Linked DNA regions of Mus musculus: region 1 is linked to region 2. A link is a loop called in an ENCODE intact Hi-C map of the cell type or tissue named here. Cell type or tissue: heart. All regions are shown on one strand. Each heading gives the region's core, and the rest is flanking DNA. Links, peaks and the distances in the headings are about the cores only. Region 1 has its middle 36 kb from the start of Eci2. Region 2 overlaps Pxdc1 (PX domain containing 1).

The links. Hi-C counts contacts between places; a loop is a spot of excess contacts. Peaks named below come from ENCODE experiments on the same cell type or tissue, not always from the same donor. Only the 100,000 strongest peaks of a DNase experiment are listed, where the experiment ranks them.
Region 1: a loop joins it to region 2, with 3 times the contacts of the local background. A loop is called at or near these places in 12 of 42 quality-filtered maps.

The regions. Positions count from the first base shown.
Region 1 is chr13:35,025,457-35,035,576 of GRCm38, reverse strand. It overlaps a transcript of Eci2 not described here. Among named protein-coding and RNA genes, the nearest start is that of Eci2, 36 kb to the right of the region's middle. In heart, for the core only: CTCF peaks have their summits at 3,678, 4,407 (motif pointing left) and 8,415 (motif pointing right); no DNase peak of the experiment used is centred there; H3K4me3 peaks cover 464 bases.
Region 2 is chr13:34,638,657-34,648,776 of GRCm38, reverse strand. It overlaps Pxdc1 (PX domain containing 1), which reads left to right. Exons shown (of 5, transcript NM_025831.3): 2 at 9,679-9,770. Among named protein-coding and RNA genes, the nearest start is that of Pxdc1, 9.0 kb to the left of the region's middle. In heart, for the core only: a CTCF peak has its summit at 5,658 (motif pointing left); DNase peaks (open chromatin) are centred at 1,356 and 2,226; H3K27ac peaks cover 394 bases.

The DNA.
Region 1 (10,120 bases), core at 750-8,749, 390 kb before region 2:
TTTGAGTTTCATGGATTCCATTAACATCCCATGTGCCAGATCACACTGGGTCTCTACTATTCTAAAAGTCGGGAAGAATTCACTTAAAAATCAGTGTGAATCTGGCTGGCACGTATGGAGTCACTTAGCTTGCCTCTCCTTGCAGCTCAGAGCCACAGTCAGGTTTCCAGCGTGGACATAACAGGGCAGAACAGACTCCAGGGAGTGACCATGTACCAGGAAAACATCAGCAGAGATGGGCTGCAGAAGAGATGCTGAAGTAAACAGCACTCATCTGTTTGAGGGAGATGTGATGACCCCAGGCAAGGGATAATCTGATATTAGAGGTGATAGAGCTCAAGAAGAAATAAGGGAAGGCGGAGGGAGGCAGCCTGGTGGCAGTCAGTACATGGTATAAGAGGCACAGGTGTCTATGCATGGTGACTGCCAGCCTCTGATGGCTGCAAGAAATCTGGCATCCATACTTACTGCTGCCACTGCTAATCTTCATATTTTCAATACAGTCTGACATTTCAAATTTGTGAATCTATCTGTACATCTAATGTGTTACAGCCAACTAGCCCTTATCGCCAGCCTCCTCCATGCAGAAGTTTATGAGCAAGAATGTGTGTTGTGTTTTATAAAAATAAAGAGAGAAGGGATATGTTTGGTGGAGGTGTGGTAAGGTGTGGGGGAAGGGGATGTTTCAGCTGGCTCATGCTGAGGCATCCCTTCCCCCTGAGGGACCAGCCACACATGATGACAATTGGCATGTAGTATAGAGTTTATTCAAGGCATGGGGAGGGGAGTTGAGAGAGCAGTAGAGACAGAGAAAGGCAGAGAGAGTAGAGGAGTAGTGGCTAGCCATGATCATGTGGAAAGAGAGGAGGAGGGGAATGGAGAGAGGGGAGGAGTAGGACGAGAGCACAGAGCTGGAGAGCAAGAAAGCAAGAGAGAGTAGAGGAGTAGAGGCTAGCCATGATCATGTGGAAAGAGAGGAGGAGGGGAATGGAGAGAGGGGAGGAGTAGGACGAGAGCACAGAGCTGGAGAGCAAGAAAGCAAGAAAGAGTAGAGGAGTAGAGGCTAGCCATGATCATGTGGAAAGAGAGGGGGAGGGGAATGGAAGGCTCTACCCTCTCCTTCCCTGTGATGGAACTTCTGCCACAAGGCAAGAGACATGGAGTCCATACCTTGAATCTTGCATCCTTCTGTTCTGACCTCCACAAAGATCCATTCACTGGTAATTCAGAGCACTCTGGAGACTGCCTTTATCGACTCAGTGTGCTAGTATGTCCCCTTGAACAGGAGTCACCTGTGGCCATACCAACTACCCACAAGGCTAGTCACTTATAATGCTCAAGGAAGAACTCTCCTGAATGCGAGCAGAAGAGCTGCCATTGTGGGGAGGACGAAAGATACAGGTGTCTATCCCACTACACAAATACCCAAGCAGGCTCAGAAAATTCTTTCTTGGGGCTCAGTGAGTAAGAGATCTTACTGTGTAAGCACGAGGAACTGAGTTTGCATCGTGTGTGTGTGTGTGTGTGTGTGTGTATGTGTGTGTGTGTGTGTGTGTGTGTGTGTGTGTCAGGGGTGGGGGGAGGGGTGTATGTCATTCTGGCTCTGCTTCCCTGCCCATCCTGGTGCAATCACCTAAAATTGAGACCAGCAAGTCCTGAGAGGAAAAGCAAGGCAGGAACTGCAAGGAGCGACAGAGGTCTCAGGTGGCCATGAGTGTAATGTCAGACTCATAGGAGAGGCTTCAGCGAGATAGCTCATTTAATCATGTGACTGAAGGCTACTTATACCTTTTGGGAATGGATAGGGGCTTTCAGAGTAAGGGCACTGGGGACGCATCTTTTGCATAAGGAGGAACTCTGGGTGCTGTCCTGATGTGATCTTATGAGAGGAAGTTTAACCTGGCTACAGGATGGGGGGTGTTTATAACCTCCTCCAGAGTATACAGAGGTGGGGGCACAGGGCTGTGTACCAGAGCATGCAGGCCCGGGGCAGCAGAGCCTGCTGATGTATTTCAAGACACACATCAACCCCACTCTTGCTCTAGTCTGCTCTCCCATGCCCTCCACCTCTCCCAACCCCCACCTCCTCCATCCCCCACGTCCTGACCCCTCCACCCCTCACTCTCACCCTATTCCCTGTCCCACGGCTCTCCTGCCCCACAGAGTTGGTTTTGGTTTTGCTTTTTAAAGGTCTGGGTTTGGCCACACAAACAAAATTGTAAGAGAGTAGTGGGGGGGAGGGGGGGACAGAGACAAGAGGATCATTTGTTCTAGCTAATTAGTCAAAATACTGGACTCTAGGTTGAAAAACCCAATCTCAAGGGAACAAGGCCAAGAATGATGGAACAGTATACCCAACAGACTGTGCACACTACACACACATACTATGCATACATACACACTCACATACTTCAAACATATACATACTACACACAGTACATATATACTACACACACACACATACACACACAGACCTCACATACATCCTTCCTCTTCATCTGGAAAGTGTCCATTTGTCTATCAAGGATATACATAAAGAAACAAAAGTTCTCTGCTCCCGTGTAGATCAGGAACCCTGCAGGCGATCTAAGCCTCCAGCACACACATCTCTCCTCAAATCATTTCTCACTGGTACACCTCGACTTCCCTTTAGAACGTAACTGTGGTGTGCTTGCTAGTGCTCAGCCCAGGGGCTGCCAAGTGGCAAGCCCTCAGCAGGTATTTCTTTAACAATGCACCGAAGAAACATATACATGAAATGTTGGTACTGCAGCAAAAGGGAAAAGACCACACTCCAGCAACCATAAGGCAGCTCCCGGGGCCTCTTGATGATGTCTCAAGGGTGACATTCCCTGTCTGCTCAGAACACCCAGCAATATTAAGAGCCTTCAAAAGGGGGAAAATGTATTCTATTTATGTTGTTTGAGGTGGAGAATTTTTATAGATTTTAAGGTATTCATTGAAATTATTTTTATTTGCATCCTAAAAATATCTATTTTTCTGATTTCTATACAGTGCTTCCCAAGCCCTCAGTTTATTTTCAGTAAACGGACGTAGTAGGTGTCTATCACATGACAGTCATGAGACAAAGACACTGCCAGGCATCCAGCCTCAGGCTATTGACATACTTGGACTGCAGAGAAGCCTGTGACCCAAGTGGAGGAAAGCAGTTCATGCTCTCTGCCCTCGGGAATGAAGGAGAAGAGCTATCTCTCAAGATAGGTTGTTGAGAGCCTTCAAGAAGCTTTGCTACAGAGGGGGAAAGGTGGGTTAATTGGGATTTTTATATTCTAAATAGAGGATCTGACTGTTTTACTCCAGTTTCTGTTACCATGTCGGAGAAATGGTAAATGGGTGATCTATAATGAAAAGAGGTTCGCTTGGGGTCACGGATCTAGAAATTCATGTTGGTGGTGCCAGAAGATGCTCAGCTTTTGGTGAGGCCCTGGAGATGTAAAACATAAGGAATATAATGGAAGGCTTCATATGTCAGGACAACGGCGGCTAGGTAGTAGGTAGAAGCAGGAAGAGGGAGTAAAACTCCCAAGATAGCCATTGCCTTGAGAAAAACGACATTAATTCATTCATAAGGCCAGATCCCCTCCACAATGAGCACCTCTGAAGGGCCCACCTCTGAAGAAGCCAGGAGGCTATGCAGAGCCATGCCCGTCCTCCTGGGGCAGTGGAGAGCAGAGCCTACAGCTGACATAATCACAGCCTCAGCACCCAGAGGTTGGAGAGAACACAGGCTCTGAAGAATAAAGAGCAGCAGCTGGTGACTACAGACTAAGAAACATCTGGCCAGAAACCAGGTAAGTGAGGGGAGGTGAGAGCTCTGTGACTTTATAGAAAGCAGGTTGATTATATGACAACAGCAAAGGGCCAATGTGAATGGGGACAAGATTAAGGGGAATAGACAAGAACCAGCTGCAAGGCACCTTCTGGGCCACACTGAAGAGGTTGATGACAAGAAGTAACTTGATGAAATGTACATTTCTCGAGGGTAGCCTGGCAGAATCAGCGTTGGCTAGGAGATAGACAGACCTTGTTCAGAGTTACTGTGGACTCAGGGCATGAGTGATAAGGAGCTTGGGTAAGTGGCAAGAACTATGAAGGAGGAACCCTAGGATTTGATGGCTAGACACGGTATCAGTGAAAAACATAGCTCGTCCTCTAACAGGAATAAGAAATGGTTTATCCTGAGCCAAAGATGGCTATAGCATGGGCACCCTGATTCAGGTTGCCCTGGATGGTATGCTCCACTAAGGGAGAAAACTTGAACATTTATAGACCTGGAACTAAAGAAAGTTGTTAGTCAATGTACGTAATAGATGCCGTAGTGGGCACATCAGGTAGGTGTGGTTATAACAGAATATCAGGGATTTCTTCTGTAGGTTTCAGGTGCCATCTTGTGGCGTTCTTAACTTGGGTTTGGTGGAAGCTAATGGTCTGCTAAATTTACAATACAGCCCAAAAGTTTTACTTGACATCACAAAGATGTTAGGTCTGATTCATAGGTTGGTGGTAGCAAATGACCATTAAGAGGGCTAAAGAGAGATGAAGATATCTGGCCCCATATGCAACTTTCCATCTGCTCATAATTCTGACTTCCTGGCCAGTTAACCTGCAGAACCTTCAGTATAAATGTGGTTTCTTCTAAGAACTATGGCCTGCTATGGGAAATAGGAGAAAGGGGGCTTCCTAAGGCCACCAAAAGACGTATACCTTGATGACTAAGCATATGCGGGGTTGGAGCAAAGATGAGCTGGGCTCAAAAGTGAGCTCAGTTTGGGACCTGTTGAATCTGGCAGCACCAGGTCTTTCTTATTCATTATAAACACTTCATGGCAATTCCCCCTTGTTAAAGAGTCACTGTCTAGTATAAGCAAATGAACAAAGATATACAGTACAGGGAGATAAAATGCTGCTGCATAAATGTAGGTGTGTGCTTGCTTATGTAAACTTCCCCTTTTACTATCTGACCTAAAGTTAGCACTGGACAGAAAATAAAGTTGGATTTTAATTATTATTATACTCCTGAGGTCATGTTTTTGGAATTCCCAAACTGAATATTTCAACTCTTATAGAAATGTTCCAACAAGGCCACACCTCCTAATGGTGCCACTTTCTAGGCCAAGCACATTTAAACCACCACATATGGAATTTAAAAAAAAAAATCCCTCTACAATTTTATTTAATTTATTCCTATCAAATAAGTATATTTATATTTAAACATAAACATATCTGCAGAAATGTGTGTGTGTGTGTTATATTGCTGAGCATAAACTAATGGAGAATAGTTTTCAACTAGTGACAATAAAACAAAGATGTCAGCTATGAAACAAAGCCCTCCCAGTTGCTGGGCTGCAGGAAGAGAGCGCAGGCTCCACGTACGGATAATCTGCTCCTGTCTAACAAGAAGCCCACATTTCCATGACAGCTATAAAAACAGACCTCCTAAGGTGCTTCCCTCCTACATACCTTGCTGGGATGGTTAATTTTCTTGACTGGCCTACGGTATCCAAACATTAGGTCAAACACGATGCTGGATGTCCCTGTGGAGTTGTTTTTAATGAGGTGAACACTAATTTAGATTCATCGACTCCCAGGAAAGTAAATAATGGGAGTGAACCTCAGTTAATCAGTTGAAAGAACTATTAAAGCCAAGACAGAGGCAAGTCTCCTGTGTCAGAAAAAATTCTGCCAGAAGCCCACCTTAAATTCAAACTGAAATTCCCGAGGTCTTCAGCCTCCAGGGCTCGTTTGAACTTTACTCTTGAAAAATCCTCTAACAGGTGGCTAATTGCTTAATAAAACAAAATCTATCTCAGAAACTTCCCCTAGTTTTTCCTGGTGGCCCCTTTCAGCCTTTGCTTATAGTCCTTTGTGATTCTGTGGAGCTGGAGAACTCTCTCTACCAGAGACTCCTAGCTGCCATTCTGAGGCTGGGACTCAGGTAAGACTCAGCCTCTTGGTGTGGACCCAGGGTCCCCTTAGTTATTCCCTGCTACCTACCCCTCTCAGCTATTCCTTCTAGCCCATTCCTTTGTGACTCCCAACAATCTGCAGAACAGCAACAGGGACTCCAGAGCTGCCACACTTGGCCAGGACAGAGTAGGCAACAGCCACAAATTTCAGAACACTCACCCAGCAAAGATAAGACCCAGTATCTACACCAAGAAATGCTTATAACATCGTAACTCCAGAAACACACAAACATGAACAACCAAGACAATATGCCTCCTCCAGAAGCCAGCAAACCTATTGCATTAGGCCCCAAGAGTCTTCAAAAATAATAATTAGGAGTATGTTCAAAGACCTTCAAGATGATATGAAGAGATGTCTCGGTGAAAACCACTAAACCACAAACAGTTGAATAAGACAGTGGAAACGATTCAAGACCTGAAAGTAGCATTAAATAAAGACATAAAGTCACTAAAAAAAAAGTCCAAACTGACATAAAATTCCAAATGAAAAACTCAGGATGCCAAACAAAAGCCTCAGAGATCAGAGCATCATTCAACCCGTATCAAAAAAAAAAAAAATGGTAATTAACAGAGACCCACAAATGCACAATGGGTAGATAAATAAGGTACTTTGGAGCACCCAGTCCCAAATGGGATGTCTTTATTAAACTCTTCCCCTCAAGGTTCAAGGGTCTAATACAGTGGTTCTCAACCGTCATAATGCTGCAAACTTTTAATATAGTTTCTCATGTTGTGGTGACCCACCACGCTTATAATTATTTTGTCCCTACTTCATAATTAATTTTGCTAGTGTTATAGATCGTAACGGAAATATCTGATAAGCAGGATATCTGATAGGCAACTCCCGAAGGGGTCGGGACCCATAGGTTAAAACCACTGATCCAAGTGAAGAGGAGACAGAAAGAGTGTAAGAGCCAGAGGTGGCAGATGACTCCAAGAACTGCATCTTTCAGGTTCAACAGCATTGATGTACACATGAAGGAACAGAGATTGGGGCAACACACCAAAACCTGCACAGATTTGAACCAGATAAAATGTCAGCACTGAGAAGGGGAAGTGGCAACACAAAATCCCACCCTTAACCAAGAAGCTACTTGCTATTGTAACTGCTGAATAAGGGAAAATCAGTTTTTTTTTTTTCCAATGGAGCATCACTGGGTATATCAATCACATACCAGGGCAGGTCGCAAGCCCAAAAGTAGCTGGCTACCACAAAATAGACTTGCTGGGGTTTGTTTGTGCTTTTTTTTTTTTTGTCTTACTATTTGGGGGGTGTTGTTGGTTTGTCTGTTTTTATCTTCATTTTTGCTGGATTTTTCTGCTTTTTTTTCTTTACAAAAAAGAAAAAGACTATGAAGTTGTGTGGGTAGCAAGGTGGGAAGGATATGGGAGCAGTCAGGGAAGGGAAAACAATATAATCAAAATATATTGTATGAGAAAATAGGTAATGTTTAATCTCTCTCTTCCATCTCTCTTCAGTTGATTCTATTTTTCTCGAGATCCCTGACCAACATGTCCATGTTCTTTTTCATCAGTTTTGTTCAGACACTTGTCCTTAAGAGCTGCACCTATTTCCATCACCTTAATTCCAGCAGTTTCTGGAACCTGCCATCTGTGTGTGGTGCAGAAGGAAAGATGGAGACAAGCCGACAGCAACAGCCTGACAGTGAGTGGTTCTCTCAGAGCCTTCCCTACTTCCTGTACCAACCCCAGTCTGCAAGATACAGGCTTCAAACGATGCTGCAGTTAATTTGGAAGAATGGCAGGGAGAGATCTCACCAAAAAAGTTCAATCAAACCCCAAACCATCTGTGGCACCCCTAAAAGAGACCATACAGTGTGTCAGCCCTGTCTCCAACACATTCCTAGGGATTTACTAAGCACCTATTGTTGCAGCCTGGTATTGATACAGTGGACTCAGAGATAAATCAAACTCAGACTCCGGCAGAAACCTGCTATGTTCTGGAGGTGCCCAGGACACCTCCTTCTTGGTCAGATCCATAGGTACTGTCCCACACCTGGTTTGGAAATTTGTGGCCCTCAAGTGAAGCATTATCCTCTATGTAAGTTTATGTATACTTAAACTTTTAAGTATAGGGACATATGCAGATAAATATTTCGAATGCTTATCAAATACTAGGCTTCCACATGGCTTTTTCAAACATCTTTAGTATTATTTATCTGCCCTTCCCACCCACCCATCCAACCCCCATTTAGACCTTTCCCCTCTTTTTGCCTTATCTCCCGTTATATAGTTTTTAGAGGTTTGAAAGTAAAGACAAAGTCATTAAAAGGCAGATCTTTTAAGTTTTTATGATGTTAATGATCTTTAATTTTAGTAAAACTAGAGCCTTAGAAGAGAATTACAGACTTCTTTTGCTGATGTTAAAACTTTCCCCTACACCATGTAGTTGCTATGTGACATCACCAGGTGGCAGCAGAAGGACTACGTGACTTCTGACCATTGGTTTGGGGAGGGGCTTGGGGAGGGAAGACGACTCCCCTTTTGTGTTTTTCCGGTGAAGAGTGTGGGGATTTTCGTCTTGGCTTCAAATCCGTCGAAGCAGCACAACAGGTCAAAAGTAAGTACCCCCAATCATGGAACTGATTTTAGAGCCCATTGACAACTAAGTATGTGGGCAGGAATGGGTGTAAGGACAGACAAAAAAGTAGTTGTCAGATTCATGTGCAGTTGCCCAGCACCAACCCTTCAGGCTGCCTTTCCTTGGTGTTCCTGAAGGATAGTTTGAAGAAGAAGGGCTCCTGTGTGTTCTCAGGGCTCCACTCAAACTTTGGATACACCAAAGTTCCTTGTCCCCAACTTTCTAACCTATGCCTCAAGTAAAAGACTGTCCCTCAAGATTCCCCAGGATGTTAGATTCAGAAGCCCCCATAGGTATCAAGACATGTTTACCAAATCCTTTAAAGGGACTTATGAAGTAGCTTTTTAAAAAAATGCCTCTTGCTTTCAAAAACAGGACTTTTTGCCAGACCTTGAAACCAAGTCAATAATATGCCTTGGATCAGTTTTAAACTATATACTCGATACCGTGTAATCTGCCTGTTTAAGTTTAACCTGCCTTTAAGAAAACAATATATTGAGGATTTTTGCATCGATATTCATAAGGGAAATTGGTCTGAAGTTCTCTATCTTTGTTGGGTCTTTTTGTGGTTTAGGTATCAGAGTAATTGTGGCTTCATAGAATGAGTTGGGTAGAGTACCTTCTGTTTCTATTTTGTGGAATAGTTTGTGAAGAACTGGGATTAGATCTTCTTTGAAGGTCTGATAGAACTCTGCACTAAAACCATCTGGAACTGGGCTTTTTTTGGTTGGGAGACTATTAATGGCTGCTTCTATTTCTTTAGGGCATATAGGACTGTTTAGATTATTAACCTGATCTTGATTTAACTTTGATACCTGGTATCTGTCTAGAAACTTGTCCATTTCATCTAGGTTTTCCAGTTTTGTTGAGTATAGCCTTTTGTAGAAGGATCTGATGGTGTTATGGATTTCTTCAGGATTTGTTGTTATGTTTCCCTTTTCATTTCTAATTTTGTTAATTAGGATGCTTTCCCTGTGCCCTCTAGTGAGTCTGGCTAAGGGTTTATCTATCTTGTTGATTTTCTCAAAGAACTAGCTCCTCGATTGGTTGATTTTTTGAGTAGTTCTTCTTGTTTCCACTTGGTTGATTTCACCCCTGAGTTTGATTATTTCCTGCCTTCTACTCCTCTTGGGTGAATTTGCTTCCTTGAGATTCCACCTCACACCAGTCAGAATGGCTAAGATCAAAAATTCAGGTGACAGCAGATGCTGGCAAGGATGTGGAGAAAGAGGAACACTCCTCCATTGTTGGTGGGATTGCAAGCTTGTACAACCACTCTGGAAATCAGTCTGGCGGTTCCTCAGAAAATTGGACATAGTACTACCAGAGGATCCCGCAATACCTCTCCTGGGCATATATCCAGAAGATGTTCCAACCAGTAAGAAGGACACATGCTCCACTATGTTCATAGCAGCCTTATTTATAATAGCCAGAAGCTGGAAAGAACCCAGATGCCCCTCAACAGAGGAATGGATACAGAAAATGTGGTACATTTACACAATGGAGTACTACTCAGCTATTAAAAAGAATG
Region 2 (10,120 bases), core at 1,163-9,162:
AGGACGATCTTACTGAGTTAGAGATTTGGAGGAAAAAAACCAAAGCACTAGTCACCTGGGGCCTCCAGGTGGATAGAGAACACGTTGGGGTTGGGAGTTCGCAGTGGTGAGATCAGAATAGCTGCGGTGGAGAGTATAGGTTAGGGAGGTGGGAAGGCAAATGACATCAGTCATGATCTCCGTCCTCACTGAGGACTCTGAGCCAGGCAGTTGATTTGGTATGAGTTGAACTCCAGCTGATGTGCTGAGACAGACGGAACAGAACAAGGGAGAACATGGAGGAGGTATGGAGGGTTGCTGGGACCGGGCATAATGGAGCAGGCGTGAGAAGGGGCTGCACACTGGCCTGGGGGAAGGGGGGAATCCATGGAGGTGCTGAGAGACTAAAGGTTGGTGTGTGGGGCACAGGGCGCAAGCTGAGAGTTCTGGCTCACTGTGCTTCAGTGGAGTAGGAAGGGCTGGCTGCAGGGGTGGGGTGGAGGGTGGGGCAGCCTGGAACCTGGCATTTAGCAGCCCAAATTGTCACATGAACCTGCAGTGCCTGGTGTTCCTGTCACTGCTGTGTTCAGCTTCATCACCAATGCTGGGCACCTCCAGTGTATGGGACACTGTATCTTCCCAGACAAGAGAGCCTTAGCTGGGATAGTACCAGGAATGATTGGACACGATGTAGCCCCTGGCTCCACATCCCAGACCTGTGCTCTGTTCCCCTTGTCTGCCCCAGCTCTCCATCATATTGTCATCATCAGGGATAAGTGTGATGTCACTGGCAAACAGGGAGGACCAGCTGTGGCTCAGAGGCACCAAGCTGACTTTCTTTGTGAGCATGTTATAGGCGGGTCTGAATAGCTGAGCTGGGTATGGAGTTGCCACTTCTGCCTGGCCTTGGATGTTGGGATGTTAGGATGCTGCCTTTGGCGTTTGCTACAGCCTCCTCCCCACGTAGAGCTTCCCCAGGGACATCCTGCCATCCTGTCTGGGCAGCTTTCACTTCTTGGATTTGACCATTTCCTCTGACTCACCATTTATTTATTTGTTTGTTTATTTATCGTCTCTTTCATGTGTAGAGCCCCCCCCCACCATCCTGTCCCGGGGTGCCTGCTCCTCTTCCCTCTCTCCCTCTTCCTTGTTTTGTACTTGTTTCTAGATCCCTGCCCTGCTGCCCACCCCAGTCTCCACTCCGACATCCTCGACTCTCTTCTTCCATAAATAATTTCTTGGCTGCACTTGGTTTCTGATTCCCTGAATCCATGCCATAGGTCTTGTACTATGGCCCAGGCCACCACGACACGTGGGCTGCCTTTCCTAGCTGTAGATGGAACCAGTTAGAACTTACATAGCCAGTCCAGCTTCTTGCACCTACGTCACGGCTTCTCCCATGGGATGCTGGAGAGAGAAGCTGTGTCTCTTCTCCTCCCGGCCTCACTGTGAGCCTGTGGTCAAGGCACCCCTGACCCTGTGCACTCAGGTGTCTGTGCACTCCGGAAACTTAGGTCCCTGCCATTTCAAAAACCAGTTTGGGCCTGATAATTCTCTGCTGGTTTGGCAGACACTTTCCAGAAGTAAGAGGAGATCCACTCCTGCATTGTGCATAGTTGACAGCAAGAATAGCCACAGTACGTGTGCATAGTAAGGCAGAGAGAATCAAAGATGAGGTACCTCTCCACAGTGCTCAGCTTGCAGCAAGTGAAGAGTGTAGGCTTCTACCTGGGAGGGTCCAAGGGACTGGCAGTGAGGCACAAGCCAGCCTATGTTTTGTTTGAGTATCTTCAAAGGTGAAAGCCAGGCCATCACACCTTCCTCTGGGCCAGCAGCAGGCTGAGGACAACAGATTGAAGGCACATGCTGTCATGGATTGGTACTGCCAAGACACAGAAAGATGGTTATAGTATATTTATATTTGGTGTGCTGGTGATTGGACCCAGGATTGTGCATTCTAGATACTCATTCTGCTTCTGAACTAAACTCTCAGCCCCACAGTAGTGCCATTTTTTTGGGCATCTTTGGGTCACGCATCAGTATGTGTGTACTGTCTGTTTTTCAGTTGCCATCACTTAAAAGGCTGTGTTTTGCCACTTCTTGTTCTGGAGAAGACCCTGAGAGCCCCTTGATTTGACATTTGTCCCCACTGGTGGGAAGATGGGAGGAAGCAGAGTAGCCATGGTCCCGTGCTGTTCACTCCTGGCAGCCTCGGTGTCTCCTGGTCTGTGTGCTCATGTGCTGCTAGCTGTTCTGATGACAGTGATGGCTGGTGCCTGTCCTCATCCCACCCCCAAGTGGAGTGATGACTGCCACAAGTTATTTCTTGGAACGTACACATGCAAACTCGCCTCTCCCATTTGTTTAGAGAGCAGACGTCTGCTGCTTACCCTTTGCGGATGAGGAAAACGTCATTGTACTTGGACAGAACAGGGAAAGCAGGGGAGTGGAAGGGACTCTGCTGGTAGTGTCCTGTTGTCACCTTTTCTGTGTGAGGACATTGAGGGTCTGGGAGATTGGGTAGCAAAGCAGGAGACACAGCCAGCTCTTATGGCTTTCAGCCAAGTAGCCTAATCCTCAGGGTTTGGAATTTCTGCCTTTCTCCTCTTCCTTCCCCCTCCCCTTCTCCTCCTATTTTCTAGTAAGCCTATAAAGTAATAGGTTTCATGGTGACAGTGCATACGAGTATTTTATTCTAATTTGCCTACTACACTGCCTTCCCCTGGCTTCTCTCCTTGCTGGTGGCTCATTCTTGATTTGATAGCAACAAGAACACCTGTGTGGCAAAGTGGTGACTTCTACTGAGTAACTGTAGCCACGAAGTGCCTAGCACCAACCTAGGGACATGGAGTTGCTGGCCTTTTCAAGTTGTCTGCCTTATGCCCAGAGTAAGCCCTTAGCTCCAGTAAAAGGGCTCTAGGCAGGACAATGTGGAGACCGGAGCATCCTACAAGGCTGACCCACCTAAGAGCCAGCTCACTGCTTCCAACAGTGCCCTTTGCAGGTGTGACCCTACCTTGCCCTGGCTAAGAGAGATGGTGCCAGGTACCACAGTGGGACTGATTGGACCTATGTCTTCATCGGGTCCCAGACTAGGACTTATTGCTTGGTGTGGGTCAGACTTGAGAGCCTGGGCAATCCTGGGTCAGTGTGTGTGCCACTCCAAGCAACAGAATTGCCAAGCATGTAGTGTGCTTGCTGTCGGAACCTGCCTGGGAAGCCTTGCTCTCCTTACGCTCTGGGGGGCTTGCCTTTATCTCTGCCTCAGCTCCTACCGCTGCATACCCTCCCCAGCCTCAGGGCCTCTTGTGGACCTCCACACCGCCATTTCTGTTCATCCTTCATGCCCCCTCCTGCTGGAGTGAGTAGGGGCATGCTCTGTGTTTTCCAAGGCCTGAGCCCTGTCCACCATGTGTGGTCAATGTATGCCTCCTGACCACCTTGTGGACAGCACCGATATCTAGGAGAGGCAGGGTTTATACGCAGGTTTAGGCCATGGTATCCCCCAATCCATGGTTTGTGAACTTCAGACAGTGTGCCCTTCCTGTGTGGAGAGGTGAAAATGGGCAAATGCCTTTTATTGAAGCCCAACTGGCAGGGGCAGGAAGGGGCAGCTTAGTGGACCACACGGCTAGTATGAACGATTTTAGGGTTCATTCCCAGCACAGTAGGAAAAGAATGGCCACATGAATGGGGGGGGGGGGGGTACTTGTTTCGTTAAATAGGGTCTCACCTTGTAGCCAGGGCCAGCATCCTGAATGCTGGAACTACAGGCATGTGCCACCATGCCTGGTTTGTGACTGGCTTCTACAAACTGCCTGAGTTCTAGGAAGGGAATTTTGCTTTAGGTTGGAGAAAAATAATGAGCAGAGAGGAGGGATTAGGAAACTGGGAGAAAAAAATCAGAAAGTTCCATTCCGATGCATTTTTATTTCCCACTTGGAGAAAACAGCTTGGTCCCTTTTCAGAGGCCCCTGCTGGGAGCAGGAAGCTTTAGAAGAGGAAGGAAGAACAGCTTCCTCCTGTGGGTTCCCAGGAAGTTTCCTCCTGGCTCCACCTCCCTCCCGTGTTCTCCTTCCAGCTTTTCATCCCGGGAGAGGCATGCGCAGGACGGCACTTCTCACCTCTGTCTCTGTGATCCCTGCACACCTGGCTCTGCTCTGCTCAATGGAACAGAAAGGAGGGGCAGGTCAGCCAGCCAGAGTCCGCTGGCATGTGGTAGGGCTCAAGGGAACTTTTGTGTGTGTCTGTGTTCCCCGATGTTCTATCCTGCGTCAACACACAGTTGCGCATGTGCGTGCCATGCGGGCGCGCATGCACACTGTGCAACAGCACCGAGCAAAGACTCACTTGGGGTTTTCTAAGATGTTAGGACCTCCGCTGGAGGACCTGATCTCAGCCTCTGCTTAGAGCCCAGGGGAGTACCTGTTTAGAGCAGGGGTTCCTGCTCAGTATGAGTTCAAGGCCCCTGGTTCGTTTTATCCCCAGCAAGCCAGCCTACAAGCAAGAAGGAGGGAAGGCGATATTTAGAAGTGATTGAATGTTTTCCTAAAAAGTAAAGTATGTTGTTTCCAGAATTTGTGATGTATTCAGTCTTTCAGTGACCCCCCAGCCCCAGTACCTCTCTCACAGCACACAAATACATACAGTCAGCTTTTCCTAGACCTGCGCTTCCATGCACAGTGTGTTGATGGGCACATTTGTTAAATGGACAAGAAGCCACTTCAATGCAGTTTGTTATCTGGCCCTAATAAAAAGTTTCCCCCTGGGGCTGTCCTTTGTGGGGGAGTCAGAAAGCTTCCTCCCTCTTAAGAGAGGCAGGTGCTGTGGGCCATGGACGACCCTTAATGCATGTCTTCTCTGCTGACCTCCGCTTCATCTGCCCTTTATTAACCAGAATTCCTCTGCGGAGGAGGCACTAATGTTAGAAGTGCTTCTCTCCACCCTGCCCCTGCCCCCCACCTCATCCCAGCCCACCAAGTCTTCTGCCAAGGAAGCCTGGGGCATTTGTCAAAAGTATGGAGGCCAAGCTCTGTCTAACAAAGACATGGGACGTCAGACCCTCAGTTTGCTGAGGTTAGGAAACTAATTTGTTTATGCTTGCTTCATTGAGTTTTGGTTCCAGGATTAAAGCAGGTGTTTACTTTTGCTAAAAGCAGCTAATTATGAGAACAACCACAAACTATGTTTTTGTGAGGCTAAAGCCACACACCCCTGGAGTGGAGGGGGGCAGCTCTAGGCTGACTCATTTTTGAAATAGGGTCTCACTATGATGAATCTCTAGCTGGCCTGGAATTCCCTGTGTGGACTAGGCCTGCCTCTGCGTCCTAAATGTCAGGATTGAAGTAATGCACCACCATGCCCAATCAAGCTGACATTTAGTTCGACAATATTTATGTCTTTGGGTTACTGCAATACATATGGTATTAATAATTTTTTAAGCCTTTAACTTAACTGCTTGTACTAAACTTGGATAAAATTCTTGTGTCACAAACTATATGTTGGGAAATTTTGGAACTTGAGGTTATATGAGTAATTAAACGTTTTCAGAAATTAGAAAATTTTCAGGGAGAACGAAGCCTTCTGGGTCAAATTCTTCCCATGTGGAGAAGTGGGCAAAATCATTTCCAGTTTGAGATACCCTTAGGCTTATGTGGTGTTTTGGCACCCTCTGCTGGTCAAATTCGGAATTACTGCCTCCCAGTGACACTTATTTTTGAGTGCATCTCTGCAGTCACAATTATCTTGTCCACCTGCAGTATCGTTCATTACAACTTCAGATAACAAAATCATGTTAGACACTTTTGGAAATCACAGCTATTATGCCTGATTCATTCAAGTTTGCATCCAGGAGTCAAGCAGGTGTTTGCTTTTGACGAAACCAGTTAAACACAAACAAATCCTCTGTTCTTGCAAGGCTAAATCCTTTAAAAGGAAAAAGGACCCCTGGGCAGTTCCACGACTTTTCTTAAACCACTAGTGACATTCGGAATATCAGACCAATAAGCATCAGGTACCCTATAGTTGTTGTGTTTAAATACATAAAATATAAAGTTGAAAAGGTGACATTTTTTCAAAGCTGGTCTAAGCCTTTAAGAGCCAAATAACTTGAGTCCCAAGGAAAAGGCTTAGCAGGTGCAATAGGAAAAGGTGTGAATGTGAGCAACTAGGGCACTGGGCTAGTAACCATTCTACTTGGAGCCATGGCTTCTGTCACCTGTTCCTGACAACTAAAGCAGAGACTCATACGTATTTGAAATTCACAATTCACTAAGTTGTGAAATTGGCTGCCTTGAAAGACCGATTGTAGATGTTTTCCTATTGCTGTGATAAAACATTGACCAAGGCAACTCATGGAAGGAAGAGCTGATGTGGCCTTAAAGCTCCAGATGGGATGGCATGTCAGCCAGCAGTGGGCATGCAGCGGGAGCAGGGAGCTGAGAGCTCACACTGTGAACCATAAAGCAAGAAGAGCTCGACTGGAAATGGTGTGGGTTTTTAAACTCTCAGAGACTGCCTCTTGTGACACGCTTCCTCCAATAAGACCACACCTCTTAAACCTCCCCAAACAATGTCACCAACTGCTCAACCATCCAAGCCCATTTGGGGACATTCTTGTTCAAACCAGCACACTGACGGAAAGCAGTGTTTCCCTCTCTGTTGGAGGTTGTGAACCCAGCCAAGAGGAACAGAGGTGTAACCAGGCTCTTGCACTACATCTTAAGGGCAAGATCAAAGCTCGTTGTTTGAGAATCCAGAATAGATGCTTCCACCCTGTACAGTGGTGTAGAATGTCCCTGCACTGGCTGCAGAGGAGGATGTTCTCCTACGAGCCACCCTTTCAGAGAATAAACATAGTTGCTGTGTCGGTGTGATGGGTTCAGAACGAGGATTGTAGCTCTCCGCAAACAGAAGGCGGCTTTGCCTCTTTGAAGAATTCAGCTCCCTGAGGAACTGGTGTGTGTGTGTGTGTTTTCTCTTTACAAATAACTCCAAGGAGTTCTGACTAGGCTCTGTCCTCTGTAGACTACTCTGTAGCAAGGGAGGATGCTCAAAGCAGCCTGCTGCAAGAATAGTACCTGCATCCTTATGTATGCACACAACCACACCCTCTTAATGACTGCGATGCTGAGAAAGGTGTCTTTGAGAGAATTCTGTCACTGTGTGACTATCCTGAGTGTATTTACACAAACTGAGCCAGCTGTGCTGTTACTAGGTGATATCTCTTATGGGACCAATGTCATATATGCCACATTATGCCCAAAATGCCACCTGCTGTGTATAACACAAACACACACTCTCTCTCCCTCCCCCCAACCCCCCTCTAAATGTTTGAAATCTGTTTAGGGAGCTCAGGGCTTTGATGCCTTTGGCACTCTGATATTTTTGCTTTTCTTTTCCTTTCTTCATCAGACAGGGGTGGGGCGTGGCTTAGGAAGAGAGGGAGGGGGTGGCCCAGTCCCTTTCTCTAGTGATGGTTGGAGTGCTGTGCTTGAGTGCAGGCTGATGCAGTGTGTATGGAGCTTGAGGTTTTCCAATGAGTCAGTCGCAGTCTACTCTGTCAGCTCTGGGTCTTGCACATTCCATGCCTGACCACCTGTGGCCTCTATGGTTAAAGAGAGAAGGGAGGAAAGATGGGGGTGGGGGAGGGAAGGAGGGAGGGAAGGAGAGAAGGAAGGGCAGGACCAGAAAACAAGTAAGGGTATTTGCATACTTGGAGGCCAGGTGAGGGAGGCACTGCCATGGACATGGGGATAGCCTAGCTAGCCTTTTAGACATGTTCTTTTGGGCTGGAGAGATGGCTCAGAGGTTGACAGCACTGACTGCTCTTCTAGAGGTCCTGAGTTCAATTCCCAGCACCCACATGGTGGCTCACAACCATCTGTAATGGGATCCAAAGCCCTCTTCTAGTGTGTCTGAAGACAGCTACAGTGTACTCATAAAATATAAAATAAAATTAAAAAAGAAAAAAACGTTCTTTCATTACATCTGAAGACTCTCTGGTAGGAGTAGCCAGGTTTGAGTTTATCCTAATTTCAATCAGGCTGTTTTAGAAATTAGAAAATTTAGAAATTTTGATCGTGGTCAGTTGTTGCAGGTGGTCAGTTGATGCAGGTGGTCAGTCATTGCGGGGAGTCAGTTGCCCCAAACCTTAGCACTTTATCTTTTGTTAACAAAATCAAACCAAAGCCTGAGAGAAACTTTTCAGAACCGACCATAGTTCTGGATCTAGGTCTCTGGGGTTCTGCTGCAGATGGTAGGGATTGTCCCATTCTGGTCATACAGAGTCCGGGGCAAAGCTAGCATACTAAGGGCTCCTAATTCCATCCCTTGAAAGCTGGTGGGAGACGCTGAAGTGAGAAGTCTTACCTTTACATTGCTCATGGGAGACAGAGGAAGCTCCACATACGGTCTTGAGCTGTAAGGTTTTTAAAATAAAATACCGCACAGCCCAACAGCCTGCCAGAGCCTGTGGTGACCACTCTGTGGTACCCACAATACGTACTGATGCTTGGGCTCCTGGAGAGGGCTGTGAGCCACGCCCATGTGTATTTTCCTGGAGATCTATTTTTCCTTCTGAACATTGCATTCACATGCCTTGCCTAAATATGGGCTCCATTGACACAGGTCTTGTCACTGGAAGAATGTATCCTTTCCTGTGTCACTCGGGGTAGTGGATTCTGGGTCACACACCCCTTATGCAGTCGTCATAGTGGTGGCAACCCGAGGGGGTCTCTGGTTAAGCCCTGCTGTGTCCAGGTGTTAGTGGCATGGCCCCAGGATGTCCCACCGCAGGGGATCTTACACCCTGTTCTACTTCCACTGCCATTTGTGTGTGTGTGTGACATGGGTCGCAGCAGAACCATACATTACTGGCTGGCTTCTCAGGGGAAGGTTAGTCCAGGACCTTACAGGTTAGCACTCGACACACAAGGCTGAGCAGGTGCTAAATCTCCCTTATCTGGGGCTTTGTTTCCCATTCTTTCAGGTCAGAGATTCTCAAAATAAACAATTCCTATGCCTCGAATTGCTTTCCATTCTAGGGAGCACAACGTTAAGCCACCCCATCCCACCCTTTTTTCCCTGGGAGGAGACTGGTTCCTTTGTCTCGGGTCTCCGCACTGTATATGCCACCTGACTGCCAATCATTAGCAGCAGTCTCAATTATCAGGTCTCTCCTGTTTGGGTATCTCAGTGCTCAGGGTTCTATAAGCCCACTTTTGCTTAATCCTGGTCATAAAATGGGAGATGCACGCAAAGAGATGCTATGAAGCCCTGCTTTGAGAGAAGAGGTGGATAGTCGCACTTAAATGAGGAAGCCAAAACCCACAAATGCAGGCAAAGGGGTCTGCAGTCTACAGTAGAGGATATCATGTGTCTATGAAGTTGTGAAGATGAAATTCATGGTAGCTTTCCCATCTCAGTTTAAACAGCAAAAGCGACAGCCATGGGTACGGCTGTGATTTGGACTGAACCAGGATGGAAAAGGATTTGTTTTCTTGGGTCCGGCTCTATCTGTGGTTTCAAGAATTCACGGGAGACACTGAGATGTGTCTTCCTTAAGAATTAAGGACATTTTGCTGTGAAACGTGGCACTGGGGTGGTGTTTTCATCGAGGGACACCTGTTGTGTATTTGTTACATATTTCGTCATAGGCTGCTCACCCAACTGACCTGGCCGTTTCTGTCTCTGTTCTAGGACTGCTCGCCATCAAGGGTGCACATGACATAGAGACCAGGCTCAATGAGGTCGAGAAGCTGCTGGAGACGGTCATCAGCATGCCGTGTAAGGTGAGCAGGGAGGCCAGAGTGGCCCATCACCACCAGCCTTAAAGACGGCTGCGGGCATCTCACTCAGTGTTTCATTCCCAGAAGTCCTGAAGGGCGATAGAGGGAAGGGAGAAGTCTGTGGGACTCCCCGCTGGAGTCCTTTCTCTTCAGGGAACAGAGTGGAAGGAGAGCCATGAGGTCTGAAGCAGGAGGGGCCAGAGGCTTCTCCAGAAGCAGCGGCCTTTGCTCTCTTCCCTCCCCTCGGATCCCTCTTCTTGCTTAGGTTTAGAATAGGCATCAGCAAGCCCAGGGCAGTGTCAGCATCCACGCTGGCAGCTCGGTGTTCAGTTACATTTCTGAACTGTGAGCTT